Regions from separate parts of the Homo sapiens genome. Here region 1 is linked to region 2. The links are chromatin loops, found by intact Hi-C in ENCODE. Cell type or tissue: MCF 10A. All regions are shown on one strand.

Region 1 (8,000 bases), 600 kb after region 2:
CTCTGTCTCAAAAAAAAAAAAAAAAAAAAAAAAAAAGATTCATCCTTAAGTCATTTAAATAAAATGATGGAAGAATGATTTCTATGTAAGTGATTTAAAAGCACAGGCACTTGATCCAAATCCTTCTGGGATACAAAGCATCCCAAAGTACATAACACAATTTCTTGCCTTATTAAGCTACAGCTTCATTACACAATTTAACCTCTTTTAGATGACTCACAGTCATCATCTATAAAATTTAATTCAACACACATTTGAGGAACATCCACTATTTCAGCACAATACCAGGTTTGCCAGTCTATGCCCATGTCTAACAATAACGCAAGAGATTGTGGTTATGTCAAAGTGAGGTTGAAAGTCAGTGCTGGGAGTACTGGGGCAGGATGGAACTGGGATCCCAGGGAAGGCAGGTAAGCATGAGGACAAAGAGCTCAGCCCGCTGTGGGTTGCAGATCCCATCTTCCTTTGCTAACCTGCGTGACCCTGGCCAGATTGCAGAGTCTTCATTTCAGTATCACTGAGTGAAGATAACAATCATAACACCTCCTGCGTAAGGTAGTCACCAGAATTAACTGATGCAAAACAGTATTTTTAAAAATGTGAGTCATAGGAGGAATTTAATGGAACATGACAATCACTTTAAAAACAAAATGAAATAGAATAGAAAAAAAGTCAAATGGAACAGAAAATATCGGAGGGCATCACGTGTAGTAAATGTAAGTTTGTGGTGTGCGAGTACTTTCGTGGCGTGATTATAACTTATATTTTCTATCGTGGGTCACCATAGGGCAAGTTCAAAAACCATAGGTATAAAGCTTTTGGCACTCGGTGCCTAATGTGTAGCCAGTGATAAAAAGTGGTGAAATAAAAATACAGCATTTAAGTTGAGCTTTAAACAATAAACATTTTTACCAAAGAGGATGGAATGGAAAAGGTAAGAAAAACCCAATACGTGTACACACACACACACACACACACATACACACACGTGCACAAATGCAGACACATATGAGACATGGTATTACTTAGATATTGGATGGAAGAAGGTTTTTAGAATATGAAACTAGACAGGAGATGCAGCTGGATTGTGGAAATCTATCTAGGTCATATTGAGAATTTTGAATGTCTTTAGGTAAAAACTGCGAAGTCATCCAATAAATTTGCACTAGGAAATAACATGCTCAGATTCAGAATTGGAAAAAGGAATTGTGACAGGGATGTGGACAACAGACTGGGAGTTGAGCCTGGCAGTGGGAAGGCTTCTGACTTGGTTTTGATTCTCCAGGGGAGGACCTGAAGCAAGGCAATGGCATTGGGTGTGAAAGGAAGGAGATTAAGAAGACATTGCATTGGGAGGCCGAGGCAGGCCGATCACTTGAGGTCAGAAGTTTGAGAGCAGCCTGGCCAACATGGTGAAAACCCCATCTCCACTAAAACCACAGAAATTAGCCTGGTGGGGTGGCGGGTGCCTGTAATCCCAGCTACTCAGGAGGCTGAGGCAGGAGAATCGTTTGAACCTGGGAGGTGGAGGTTGCAGTGAGCCGAGATTGCGCCACTGCACTATAGCCTGGCGACAGAGTGAAACTCCGTCTCAAAACAAACAAACAACAAAAAAGACATTGCAGAGAGCTCTTGTGACATGATGTCACTTTGCTCATTTATTTCCTCTGATCATATTACCCTTTCCTGCCTCTGATTCATCAGGTAAAATTCTTCTCTTCCTGCAAGCCAGGGCTAGCTATGTGTTCCAAGCAACCATCTCTGGCCGTATGTTTGAGTGACACCCAGTCCGCGCTCCTGCACTGTGCTGTGCACATCATTGCTGTGTCCTCTGTCACATCACACAGAAGGGTGACATTGTCTAGTGTTTCCTGCCTTCCCTGGAACTTCTGGGTATGGGTTTGGAGCGTACGTCATGGTCCCTTTGTGGTTAAGACATGGACCAGAATCTTATGACAGATTCTGGCTCGTGATTTGTGCTTGGAGCGTTTACCTGCCTATGTCAGCGCCTCAGAGATTTCTTTCTCTTTGTCATGAAACCTGCCTGGGTCCTTCCTGGAGTGAAGATAGCATGGCATGTACTACCACATACTCACAATGAGCATGATCGTGAAAGAAAAATAAAACCATTGGTTGTTGTATGGTTGTTGTAAATCACTGAGGTTTCAGGCCTGTTTGTGATGCCCCCTAACTCAGCATCTCTTGATTGATGTGATTCAGAACCTGGCTCAGAGCTTGGTGTAAGAGTAGTGCTCTATGTTTATTTGTGGTAAAAATGAATAAATGATTAGGAGAGGAACTATAGGTAGCTTGAAGGCTTCTGGTCAGAAGGCAGCAGATTTTGTTAGATCGTAAGCTAAATCAGAACACAGGAAAAGAGGGAGACACAAGTATAAATGTGTTTGTGGGCACATTGAATGCGAAGTACTGGAGAGGTCTTCCTGAGTACGCAGATGGTGGTAAGCTGGAAATATAGGACTGACGGTTCTCTAAGATTGTCAGGATAGAGATAAAAAATGCGAACTCTTTAATTTCAGATGATAGTTACATTATAAGAACAGATTCAATGATCCACAGAGATAGTGAAGAATATTAAGAGATAAAGGAAGAATATTGGGAAATGCCTACATTTAAGGGTGGGAAGCAGAGGGACAAGAAGCAACAAAGAATAAAAAACATGATAATGGAAGCTAAGAGAAGGAGGATTTTAAAAGCAAATTGCTATCTAGTAGCGTCACTATATGCTACAGTGACATGAAATAGGGAGGGTACTGGGAGGGAGGAACGACGTTTTAATACAGCCAGGAGGTCCGTGTTCCGTGTGAGAGAGGAAGAATGAACACAGCGATGAGTATCATTGTAGATACAGATGAGCACGTTAGATGCTGCTTTCCAGATTCCACGTTATACCACTTTTCCACTCCTTGAGATTCCTGCACATTTCTGGTTCTCGGAAGTCCCCTTTCGCTCTCAGCCTGACTATGGCTTTATTTGATGCAGTCTGTGGCTGATTGGGAGGCAAACACACACCTGTTGCCTGGGGTGGGAAGCTGTCTGGACCTGGTGAGTTACTTTGCCTCCCAGAAGACTTGTTTAATTCTAAGTTATGGGCTACAATGTGGAGAACTTAATTGCCCAGGTCTTCTGGGTAAGAAGAGTAGTGGTGTATTCTCACTGATTAACTCAGCAACATTTATTGAGCACCTACTATGTACAGGAACTGAATAACATTATCATCTGAAGCTGGAATAACCAATGTGAATCACAGCTCAGAGATATTTTATGCCTTCTGATTTTTAGTTTTCATTAATGAGAAGTCTGTGCTTCCTAATTTTACATTTCTAAGCTCCGCAAATGAGATTAGCATTGTGAAACAGACAATGTCTATATCATAATGCTTATTTAATGTGTATATAGTAAAAGCAGTCTGTTTGTGAAAGTTTTTCAGACTGCTTTTATGTAGACGGGAGCGTTGGGGAGGAAATGAAGCTTGGCTGTTTTCTTCCTGGGACCTTAAAAGGGTTATCTCACGTCTTTGGATTTTCATTGCTTATAATAGATTGTTTGATCATTCAAACCACTATATATTAAAATTAATAGCCAGAATCCACAAATTATGTGGATGAGGCTCTGAATCAAATGACTTTTGAGATTTTGCAGTTTGAATCTCTGATTGGGGAGTTTAATATCTCATTGCACTGTTGGACCCCCGAGGGAAAGTTCATGTTCAGTCCACATCATCTTTAGACAACCTGTTTGTAGATTCATTCTCAGTTACCCTAACTTGTCATCTGGCCACATGCAAGTTTCAAATTCTAATGTCTTTTTCTAAGCTAAACTGAGAGAGCACCATGAAATAAATGCCTATCAGCAGACATTATATGTCACATATTAGAGAAAAAAGCTTGTCTATTTTAACAGGGTTCTTTCCCAAGAAGGGGAGATGAATTTGGGATCTTGAGAGAAAATGACATCAGCGAGGAGGTTAGCTGAGGGACTCTTATAAAAGGGACCAAATTACAAGGCATATTGTGTCCTGATTTATCCCCCTATGTTCTACATTTAACTATGAAATCATTTCAAAGAAAAAAAAATTCAGATTTATGAGCAAGGAAAATATCTAGAGCTCATACTGTCCTCTGGTGGTCATTCGCACACATAGCCAGAAATGCAAATGCCTTGGAAAACTTGACAGCATCTAGTTTACCGACTGAAAGTCAAATTGCAGAAACTGATGAAAACAAAACAAAACAAAAAAACACCCTCTTTCCTGTACTTTAAAGTTTCTTGATCATTTCATATTTAAAACAGAATAATGGATACTATTTACAAGTATTCACCTCTGAAGAGAAATAATTGTCTCTGAGCTTGACTCTCACTGATACTATTTGATGTAAAAAATAGGTCTCGTGCTCTTAAATGATGGTTGAGATAGATAGACAGGAAGGTGGATATGGAGAGGGAACTGTTTTTAGTTCACTTCACTTCAATTAAGATGCTCTGGGGTTCTGGGACCTCCTTGTAACACTTTCTAGGTATTATCTCCTGGAAGAACACAGGCACCTGCCCATCATATTTCTATGTCTCTAGTCTTTTTAATATGGTCAAAAGGCAACACAGAGATACCCTGATAAAAATCTCAGCTGTTATTTCCCACCTTTTTCTGGTGGGTTTGCTCTCATTACTGTCTTTTTTTTTTTTTTTTTTTTTTTTTTGAGACAGAGTCTTGCTCTGTTGCCCAGGCTGGAGTGCAGTGGTGACATTTTGGCTCACGGCAACCTCCACCTCCCAGGTTCAAGAGTTTCTCCTGCCTCAGCTCCTCCCAAGTACCTGAGATTACAGGCATGTACCACCACACCTGGCTAATTTTTGTATTTTTTGTAGAGGCGGAGTTTCATACGTTGGCCAGGCTGGTCTCAAACTCCTGGCCTCAAGTGATCCTCCTGCCTTGGCTTCCCAAAGTGCTGGGATTACAGGCGTGAGCCACCGTGCCTTGCTGGCCCTCATTACTGTCCCTTTTGAGAGTGTGTTGTTAAGATCCTGGGCAGGTCAAATCCCATTGTTCTGTGGGTGAAGAGACAGGAGAAATCCTGGGGAAATGCGTTTCTACCCCATCTAACAACACCTGTGTGACTTTGTTTTCAGGATAGGATGTTTTTTCTTCCTTTTCTATTGTATGTAATTCTTAGGCCAGGAGGACAGAGCCAAATACAGCCTGTATCATCCACAAATAGGGGCTTTCTCAGTAAGCATCAGTCACTAAGGACTCATTTCAAGTAAGCCAGGTAGGGATTTTTAGTGCAGAGATAAAGATAAGATGATTGAGAAGACAAAACGAGAGGAAGCTGCTGGTCTTTCTATACCCTGCTAGGTGCTTTCTAGCCTGTTAGAGTCAAAAGAGCAACCGTGAATCCCATAGCAAAGAGATCAATGAATGAATGAGTGAATACTAATACAGATGCAATTCAAGTTCTAGTGGAAAATGAGTATACTTTATTTCAGCAATAATTTTTGTCTCTCTTTGGTGAATACGGGACATGTCAGTGATAAGCAGAAAAGCAGAAGCCACCCTGGGCATTGAGGGCACAATGGCTCAGCTTTTTTTCAGTGTCTACGCTGCTCTCCATCTCTGGGCTTTGATAGTAGGATTCAGTAAGTGAGGATTAACAGCATATTGAAAACCACATAAGAAGCCCAGAAAAATGTTGTGGAGTCTAACTCTGACTATTTACGTTTACATATTGACTTCAAGGGCAGAGTACTGCCATGAATGCATAAGCAGTAGAGAACACACCTTGCTTTTTCAGCAACAGACGGAACTTCATGGGCCAAGCAAGCCCACACACTCTCACACACTCACTGTTGGGGTACACCAGGCCTCAGGGGCACCTGTGGACTCTGAGCTTGGGCAAACATATCACCTTGATTAAAAGATTAATCCATAAATTTGTTTGGGAATATTTTTCAGCCCTAACAAGGAAGGAGATTCCATCGCATGCTACAACATGGATGAACCTTGAGGATATCATGTCAAGTGAAACGAGCTGGTCACTAAATGACAAATGCTATATCATTCCACATGCATGAGGTCCCTAGAGGAGTCAAATCCAGAGACAGAAAGTAGAATGGTGGGTGCCATGGGCTGGTGGGAGGGAGGATAGGGAATTCGTGTTTAATGGGGACAGAGTTTCGGTTTTGTAGAGTTCTGGAGATGGATGGTGGTGATGGCTTCACAACAACGTGAAGGTATGTAATACTGATGAACTCAATAATCAAAGTGGTCAAGAGGGTAAGTTTTACGTTATGTGTATTTTACCAGAAAGGAAACAAAACCAGTGTGTATATTCACTCAACAAACGCTTAGTGAATGACTACATGTGTCAAGTTCTATGCTGGGAGCTGGAGATACAAAGATGGAAGAGACATGGCACCTGCTGCAGAAAATGTCATAATGTTTCCATGAAGACATCGTCAATTTTGGTGGGTCATTTTAATGTTTTCTTTTCTTTAAAATTTCCCTTTTTGATATGTTTTGGTGTGGTCTCAGAAGCAGTCTAACTTTATAATGATTATTCAGCAGGAATAATATGAACGATAACAAAAACCACACTTTGAAATAGTAAATAACTTTTAGTTCCTTCACAATGAACCAGGCTGACTGCTGTAACTGTAAGGGTAATAGATCTTCATTAAAGTCCCTCATTTCTAGCACAATAGGGTTTTGCCTGCTATTCTTTTCCCTGTGAGAGATGGAGGAGGGAAAGAAGGGAGGGATAGGGTGGGAGGGAAGGAAGGAGGGAGGGAAGGAGGGAGGGAGGGAGAAGGGAGGGAGGGAAGGCGTGAAGTGCTTATCATGATGAGTCCAACAGTAAAATCAATAGGTGTTGTCCACTGACTATCAATTAAGGCACAATCAAGGCCTCTGGGTTTTGATTTTGATCAGGCTGCTGGCAGTTTAGTGGGAACTCACCAAATAAACAATAATTCCAGACAATTGTCCCCCTTGTCATGATTCAGGAGCGTATTTTCAAATGAGGTGTAAATGAGGACTTTGTTTTGTATGTGGAGACAGCAGGGGCAAAACAAAACCACTGGAAAGACCCAGGTAGGTGGGAAACAAAGGAACGAAACTGTCCAGTGCGAGCACCTGCAGCTCGTCCCTGGCAGACGCTTGAAAGGCACTTGGTTATTTACCAACTTACTGTGGGATAGGGGTGGGAGCAGAATACAGTGTACTTTCGGATGATGCCGTTCAGCTTGAGAGGGGGAAGCCAGGACACAAAGACCATGGAGGCTGAGGCCGCCGCTGCCTTCACACCCGCGGGAGGACCTGGAACTGGAAGAGCCGTGTGTTTAGTCACAAGGTGGGGCCTCAACTTGGGCTTGCGGACCCACGCTTCCCAACATGACCCCACTCCGCACTTACTGTTCAGCTCTTTCAGGATGAGCGTTATGGGTTCCGCTGTGTCCCCCCAAATGCATATGTTGAAGTCCTAACCCCCAGGACCACAGAATGACACTGTAATTGGAGGTAGGGTCTTTACAGAGGTAATCAAGTTAAAATGAGTTTGTTAGGGTGGTCCCTAATCCAGTACTTCTGGTGTCCTTATAAAAAGGGCCAGTTTGGACACAGAGACAGACATGTATAGAGGGAAGATGATGTGAAGACACAGGGAGAAGAGGGCATCTATAAGCCAAGGAGAGAAGCCCAGGACAGATGCTTGTCTCAAAGCTCTTAAAGAGAACCAGCCCTGCAGACACCTTGATTTTGGACTTCTGGCCTCCAGAACTCAGAGACAGCAAATAAATTCCTAATGTTGGAGTCTGTGGTCCTTTGTAGCTCTAGGACCTAATACAGTCAGTTCTAGTCCCTCTTGTCCTGGGGAGTCTTCCCAACCCATTTCAGCCCCTGGCAACTTCCTGCCTCTGGATAACTGGAGAATTAACTTCTGGATCAGTCTCATTTCTGCTGCAGTTTTTGGCTTTGAATGTACTGGGGA
Region 2 (8,000 bases):
CTTATGCTGCCTGACCTGGTTAGATGTACATGGAGGTATCTCCCGAATCATACAAAATTAAATGTGAAGACCGTTTATGCATACCTTCATGTGCCTGACAGTCTTGGCTTTTGAAGATTTTTTTTTCTTTTTTGCTCTGCATAGCTAGACCATCTTATTAATAATACTCTGAAAAAAATGATTTCAAGGCATGGAAGTTCTCTGTGATACAACAATAGTATTTCTTCAAATGCGCCTTATGCTACTTATCTCAGAAACAGGTTTTAAAATGAAGTGCTTTCCAGAGAACCATCATATAAATAAAGATTAATAGAAAAATATCTTGTCCCAAGGAGCATCATTTCATTATTTATAGTCTCTGCTTGCATATGCCTGAACTCCGTCTGTCTGTTGCCAAGTCTAAATCTTCAGCAGCACTTTTCTGTCTGCGTTGGGATCGATGTCTTTTATTGCACTGATTATTTGGTCCATGTTTTCAATTGCATTGATTGTCTCATTACGTCGTATTTTTTTTTTTATTACACACACGTTGTGCGTATCATCTTTGAAGCCTTATCTAACTGTAACTTTATCATCCACTTGTGTGGGGATGATGGTAAGGAGGGATGATGGTAAGGACAGAAATCTGCAACCCAGTGCCCTTCACACGTTTCTGAGCTGAAGGGAGTGGCTGCTTCTGTTTCTCCTGCTGTTGATTGATTTGTAGCCATGGCTGTGGAGACGGGTCCTGTAATTTTTCTTCCTGATGGCCAGGAGTGTGTGTTCACCTACAGCTGATCCAGCTCCAATGACTTGTACACCAGGTAAGTTTGATAGCATTTCTCTGCTCACCTGCCTGCCTCAGTTTACTGTAGATATTTTTTCTTCCTTGTAAGATTTTGATATTCCCCCTGCTACCTCCCTGCCTATGTGTGATTCCTTGTGTTTTTGCAGCAAATGTTGCTCCTGTATTGTCAGAGGGGCTCATCTCCTTGCTGTGCTCTTTTCCTATTTCATGTTAATTATGGCAATTCAACTTGGAGTGGCATAAACTTTCCCCTCTGGAGTCTGCCTCCTAATTTTGCAGCAGAGTCTGTTGGTGTTATTTCAGAGTGTATTCTGCAGTTGCAGAAGTCTCGTGGCTGTCATGAACTCTGGGAAACGGCTCTTTTCTTGTTACCCTAGTAACAAAAAAAGGCATTTTGAATAGAATTAGGTTATTTTGTTTCCAATCATTGAAGTAGTCTGTGTTAAAAACATTTCTCCCTTTGCTTAAGGTAAAAGACCACAGTAAAATGGAAATTCATATAATTGAAAATTAATTTCTACTTTTAATTTCATTGCACTAAATTATGTCCTATCTAAAAAGCTTGCATAATTTTTACAACAACCCCCTACACAAATAGGCCTTAACTTTCTTCTTCTTGCTCAGGGCTGACTTTTCTCTCTTTCATGGCAGAGTAGGATGGAGATAGATTTAGTTAGGTGCCAATTTTCCTCCTATTTCTCTCTCTCTCTCTCTCTTTTTTTTTTTTGAAACAGAGTCTTGCTCTATCGCCCAGGCTGGAGTTCAGTGGCAGGATCTCAGCTCACTGCAACCTCCGCCTCCCAGGTTCAAGCAATTCTCCTGCCTCAGCCTCCTGAGTAGCTGTGATTACAGGCACGTGCCACTACGCCCAGCTAATTTTTGTATTTTTAGTAGAGACAGGGTTTCACCATATTGGCCAGGCTGGTCTGGAACTCCTGTCCTCAAGAGATCTGCCCACCTTGCTATTTCTCATATTTTAAAAAGAAAATAAATATCTATGCTGACAATAAGCAAAGATAAAAACCCAGACCACTTATTTAAATTGAATTAATTTTTTCTTATATTGTTTTCCTGTAGTCAGAAACATTAACATCTTAGAAGGGTATTTGTATTTGCTCCTGTTTCATTTTATTTAAAGTATCACTGAAATGCAAAAATCACTTAGATCAATAGTACCCTATGGATGGTATCAGTTCTCTTCTAGTTTTGGCTTCAGCTGTCCCTTCAGCCTTCCATGGTTAGCAATCCAGTGGCACAGTGAGGAGAATCCCAGATATGGACTGTATGGTATCAAAATACGATTAAAAAATCTGAATGCTTTTCAATATAGGAAGCTTCTAGAAACTAAGCAGCATTGTGAATCTGTAAAAAAGAATAACTCACAAGGAAACCCCAAGTGAATAAGGAAAATCATTTTGAAGAAAAACCAAAAGAGACCAGAGAAATGGAATAATTGCATGATGATCTGAAGTGAATCGAAGTTCAAAGAGCTTGGTTTAATAGTATAAAGGAGGCCTGAACACGCAAAGGAACTGTTTCTTTTCTTTCCTTTTTTTTTTTTTTAATTAGAAAAGCAACTACACAAAAATTTGAGTGTATTTTTTTTCCAGCCACTGAACAATACACTCTCCTTTCCCCACTCTCCTCTCCTGGGCTCCCTCTCGTTTCTTTGGACTGAAATCTTCCTTTGTGGTTGTCTTTGAGTTCTTAGTTTTCTCAATGAAATGTGAAAGGTATAGGAAGAGAATGAACTGTATTGCCTGCAAAGATTCTTTGGAAATATTTACAGATTTTTTTTCTTTTTTTTTTTTTGGAGACAGTGTCTCGCTCTGTCGCCAGGGTGGAGCGCAGTGGCACTCTCACTGCAAGCTCTGTCTCCCAGGTTCAAGTGATTCTCCTGCCTCAGCTGCCGGAGTATCTGGGACTATAGGCCTGCACTACCATGTTTGGCTAATTTTTGTATTTTTAATAGAGATGGGGTTTCACCGTGTTGGACAGGCTGGTCTCGAACTCTGACCTCAGGCAATCTGCCCACTGCAGCCTCCCAAAATACTGGGATTACAGGCGTGAGCCACCATGCCCAGCCTACAAATGTTTTCTTTCAAAACTCATTTACCCGGGCCAGGTGTGGTGACTTATGCCTGTAATCCCAGCACTTTGGAAGGCCGAGGTGGGTGGATTGCCTGAGCCCAGGAGTTCAAGACCAACCTGGGCAACATAGCAAGACCCCATCCCTACAAAAAATACAAAAATCAGCCAGGCATGGTTGCGTGTGCTTGTAGTTCCAGCTACTCGGGAGGCCAAAGTGGGAGGATTGCTTGAGCCAGCACTCTAGCCCAGCCCATTGATCACGCTACTGCTCTCCAGCCCGAGTGACAGAGCAAGACCCTTTCTCAAAAACAAAACAAAACAAAACAAAAAAACCGCACCTCATTTAACTGTTAACACCTGTGCAAGCACGGCAAGTAGGTGTGAAGGGCCTGGTACATTGTAATAACAGAGAATGGCCATTAGGTGGCGATAAAAGACAAGCTTCTTGCTATGGTGTCGCTGCCCCCGAGGTCCCCTGGCTGTGAACCCGAGTCAGGGTACTGCTAGTTGACATTAGAAGGTGGGAAGAGGTATTTGTCAACCAGATGGAGGAAAATAGACAAAAACTCTACTTATAATTAATTTGTGAATTAATTAGTGTATCATTTATAAAGCTTTTATCCAAGATAACTTTATTTTGGGCCAAATGTGCATTTATTGTTTGAATGCACATCCTTGCATTATACAAAAGGAGCCTAAATTCAGTCAACAACTGATTGCATGTTGACAATTTTGATAAAGATACGGGGTCTTTTAGCCTCTAATGGGGTTCTATCTTATCAAATAAGTAAAAACAGAACTCTGATTATTGAAGGGGTTGATTATCCTTTTCTTTCGCAAGACTTTTAGTTCGAATAGAACATATGTCCAAATATTTGGAAATATATTCACGATCCTAACAAAGGCATTCCTTTCACAGTTGTCTAGGTTACTTGGCTTTTTCACTACTTTGTTTTGGAAGGACTTTCTTGGAAGTAGTAAAACTGAGTTGGGAAATCTTTAAAATGTATCAGTGCATCTGGCTGTTTTCCAAATCAGAAGTCAGGAGATTGTTCAATGATGCGGAAATGTACTCAGGTGTGGAAGATTCCAGTTGGGGAGGGGCTCAGGTGGACAGGTGTGAGTAGCATAGAGGGGGCGTGGAGTGGGGGCTTAACCTGGGGGGCTCCTGGTTCCAGTCCGGCATTCTGTAGATTTAGCACCCGGATCTTGTCAGGGGAGGTGAGAGAAACCTCCGAGGCAGACTCCCATGAATCAAGCTCACAGTCTAGGCTTACAATCAGGGTGTGGGCTTTCCTATTATTTTTATTCACTAACACTAACGGAGTGCCTGCTATGAGCCGGGCTCTGTATTAAAGGCTTCGTGTGTTGCCACAGTAACCCGATGAGGTGGATACCATCTTTATCTGGCAAGGAGGAAACTGAGGCACCGGGTTTCAATTCAGTACTTCGGCAATGGCTGAACCGAAGCTGAGATATACCTGTGTCCCACTCCAAAGCCACGAACAGCCTTCCCAACAAGCCCTTTCCTCTCGGTCCTGGACCACAGTACGGTTCCTCTACGGTGCCTGGCTGGCCGTGGGCAGTGTGCGCCTTGGCCCCAGAGCGCCTCCTCCGCCTGGCTTTGGTCCTCGCATTCTGTCTTCAGACTCGATGCCGTTCGGGCCCTGGTGCAAGGTGCCTTGCCCTTCTCACTTACTATCCACCTATTTTGTTTTCTTAGTTGCACCATCAGAGGTCTATTCCATTACCTTCATCTTCCAGTTCTTTGGGCCGCTAGCTGTGGCCGCCACCACCAGCGCCAGTTACAGAGGGAACTGGGTCACTGTCCACCCACAGGGTTCTAGAAATTGGTCAGTGGCCTCAGATCCGAAGTTTCAGGTTGCAGAGAGAAAATACTAAAACTGCCACCTGCCTTTTCCAGCCTGGTTGTCCTTGGATATATCTTGCCCACTGATGCGGAAGGACACACACACACCAATAACTCATTTGGTTCTGAGCTATCAACTGCCACGCAGTGATGTGCCAGAGTTGCAACCAGCCCCACATGGTATTTTTAGCTGAGAGAACAACTCCTTCTAGTTGAGGATGGTTTAATGAGTGCGTCTTAATCCCATGACATGAATTTTAGTTCGTTTTGTAGCAGGTCAGGTTTCTCTGTAGTCCCTGCTTTTTAAAAAATTATTTTTAATTTTAAATTAAAAATTTTGTGGGTACATAGGTGTATATATTTATGGGTTATATGAGATATTTTGGTACAAGCATGCATTTTGTTTTTTTGGGAAAGTTTTTATTTCTCCTTCATGTTTGAAGGATATTTCCACTGCATGTACTATTCTGGGGTAAGTATTTTCCCTTCAGCACTTCAAATATGCCATGTCACTTTCTCCTGGCTTGTAAGGTTTCTACTGAAAAGTCTGTTGGAGGTCCATTGTACGTTATTTGTTTCTTTTATCTTGCTGCTTTTAAGATCTTTTCTTTATCCTTGACCTTTGGGAATTTGACTATAAATGCCTCGAGGTAGTCTTCTTTGGGTTAAATCTGCTTAGTGTTCTATAACTGCCTTGTACTTGGATATTGATACCTTTCTCTAGGTATGGGAAACTCTGTTACCTTCCCTTTGAATAAACTTTCTGTCCCTACCTTTTTCTCTACCTCCTCTTTAAGGCTAATAACTATTAGGTTTACCCCTTTAGGCTACTTTCTAGATCCTGTAGGATTGCTTCATTGTTCTTTATTCTTTTTTCTTCTCTGTGTATTTTCTTATTTTTGATGCACTTTTTGTTTCAATAATTTTTGGGGTACAGGTAGTTTTTGTTTACATAGATACGTTCTTTAGTGGTGATTTGTGAGATTCTAGTGCACCTGTCACCCAAGCAGTGTACCTAATATGTAGGCTTTTATCCCTCAACCCCCTCCCAAACATCCCCTCAATCCCTTAAATTTCATTATATCATTGTTATGCCTTTGTGTCCTCACAGCTTAGTGCTCCCTTATAAGTGAGAACACATGATATTTGGTTTTTGATTCCCGAGTTACTTCACTTAGAATAATGGCCTCCAGCTCCATCTAAGTTTGCTGCAAATGACATTATTTCATTCCTTTTTATGGATGAGTAGTGTTCCGTGGTTGTATATATACCACATTTTCTTTATCCACTTGTTGGTTGATGGGCACTTAGGTTAGTTCTATATCTTTGCAATTGTGAATTGTGCTGCTATAAACATGCATGCGCATGTGTCCATTTCATACAATAAGTTCTTTTCCTTTGGGTAGATACCCAGTAGTGGGATTGCTGGGTCAAATGGTAGTTCTATGTATGTAGTCTGGAGATTCTTTTAAGAATCTCCATTCAGTTTTCCATAGTGATTGCACTATTTTACATTCCTACTGGTGGTGTAAAAGTGTTCACCATATCTATACCAACATCTATTGTTTTTTGACTTTTTCATTATGGCCATTCTTGCAGCAGTAATGTAGCATCTCATTGTGGTTTTAACTTGCATTTCCCTGCATTCGTGATGTTGAGCATTTTTTTTGTATGTTTGTTGGCTGTTTGTCTTCTTTTGAGAAATGTCTATTCATGTCCTTTCCCACTTTTTGATGGGTTATTTGTTCTTTTCTTGATGATTTGTTTGAGTTCCTTCACCAGTTATACTAGGTATGGCCATTTTACATAATCCCATATTTCTTGGAGATTTTGTTCATTTATTTTGATTCTGATTGGGTTAATTCAAAAGCCTTGTCTTCAGGCTCTGAAATTCTTTCTTCTACTTGTTCTAGTCTATTCTTAAAACTTTTCACTGCATTTTGTATTTCCCTAAGTGTGTCTTTAATTTCCAGGAGTTCTAATTGGTTTTTCTTTATGATACCCATCTTTCTGGAAAATTTTTCATTCATATCCTGAATTTTAAAAAATTCCTTTATTTTGTTTTTCACCTTTCTCTGGTATCTCCTTGAGTAGCTTAATAATCAATCTTCTGAATTCTGTGTCTGCTATTTCAAGGATTTTAGATTGGTTTGAATTCATTGCTAGGGAGCTAGTGTGATCTTTTGGGGTGTTATTGAACCCTATTCTGTCATATTACCAGAATTAATTCTCTGGTTCTTTCTCATTTGGGTAGACTATTTTTTCAAATTGTTCTTGAATGTATTTGACTGTATTTTTTTCTTTAATTTCTTTTTTTTTTTCTCTTAAGGGTCTGACTTCAATGTTTATAGTTTATTATAGCCTAATTTGATTCTTGGTGATTTTAGGGGGGAAGACTCCGTATGAGTTCCTTAGTTATAGAGAGTCTTTGTGTGCTGGCTTTCCCAGATGTTGGCTGTAGTATTTATGTACTTGGTGTATGGGCAAGTTCACTGTCTCCTACATGGTTGGAATAGCAAGGATCTCTTGAAGCTTATCTCATTCTCCCATTGTGAACAGTTTTTAAATGTATTTGATTTTTCCCCAGCATTTTATTTACTGAGTTGATGATTTAGGCTTCAGGCCAGTAGAGGAGGTAACCCTGGGTAGACACCAGTTGTAGCTAAAACAGGTAGGTAGCTGTAATACCCAGTGGTGGGCGCAGGTTCCAGCCTTGATGAAGGTGTCTGAGGGAGCTCTCAATTAGATGTCTAAGGTTTTATCAGGGTAAAGGGTGGGAGCTACCTCAGCTCCCCTGCCAGGCCAGCAGGAAAACTACTTACCTCCCAGCTTCACTCCTGTCCCAGTGTTCTGGCTATTCAGATCAGACAAGCACTTCTTTTCATCTGTAGGAATGTTGATGTTCCAAGTAGAGAGGGGTTGTGACTCTGCCTCCCACGCAAGCCTAAATCTGAGGAGTGCTCCTCCTGTGGGGATGCTATCACCCTGAATTGTACCAGAAGGCTGACCATAGGTGCATCCATGCTGCATACCCATGAGAGAAGCACCAGCTGTGTCTGCAATGGTGTACCAGAGAAGAACAAGAACCCCTTTTCCAAGACCCTTCATGTACAGACAGGCTGCCTGCCTACTGGGGCAGACTTTCCCTACTGTCCCTAGCAATGCAATTGTATCTCTGAAACTTCCCATTAGTGGATAGATCTGGGACTCAAGACCTGCTGTTTAGATTCTTTCATCTGGGTATTCTTCCCT

The links. Peaks named below come from ENCODE experiments on the same cell type or tissue, not always from the same donor. Only the 100,000 strongest peaks of a DNase experiment are listed, where the experiment ranks them.
Region 1: a loop joins it to region 2, with 31 times the contacts of the local background. A loop is called at or near these places in 8 of 110 quality-filtered maps.

What each region holds. Positions count from the first base shown.
Region 1 is chr21:40,116,993-40,124,992 of GRCh38, forward strand. DSCAM (DS cell adhesion molecule) reads right to left here. Exons shown (of 33, transcript NM_001389.5): 20 at 7,203-7,336. Among named protein-coding and RNA genes, the nearest start is that of MIR4760, 91 kb to the right of the region's middle. In MCF 10A, a CTCF peak has its summit at 4,155 (motif pointing left); no DNase peak of the experiment used is centred here.
Region 2 is chr21:39,515,187-39,523,186 of GRCh38, forward strand. GET1-SH3BGR (GET1-SH3BGR readthrough) reads left to right here. Exons shown (of 14, transcript NR_146618.2): 14 at 1-318. SH3BGR (SH3 domain binding glutamate rich protein) reads left to right here. Exons shown (of 7, transcript NM_007341.3): 7 at 1-318. Among named protein-coding and RNA genes, the nearest start is that of SH3BGR, 67 kb to the left of the region's middle. In MCF 10A, a CTCF peak has its summit at 3,315 (motif pointing right); a DNase peak (open chromatin) is centred at 3,325.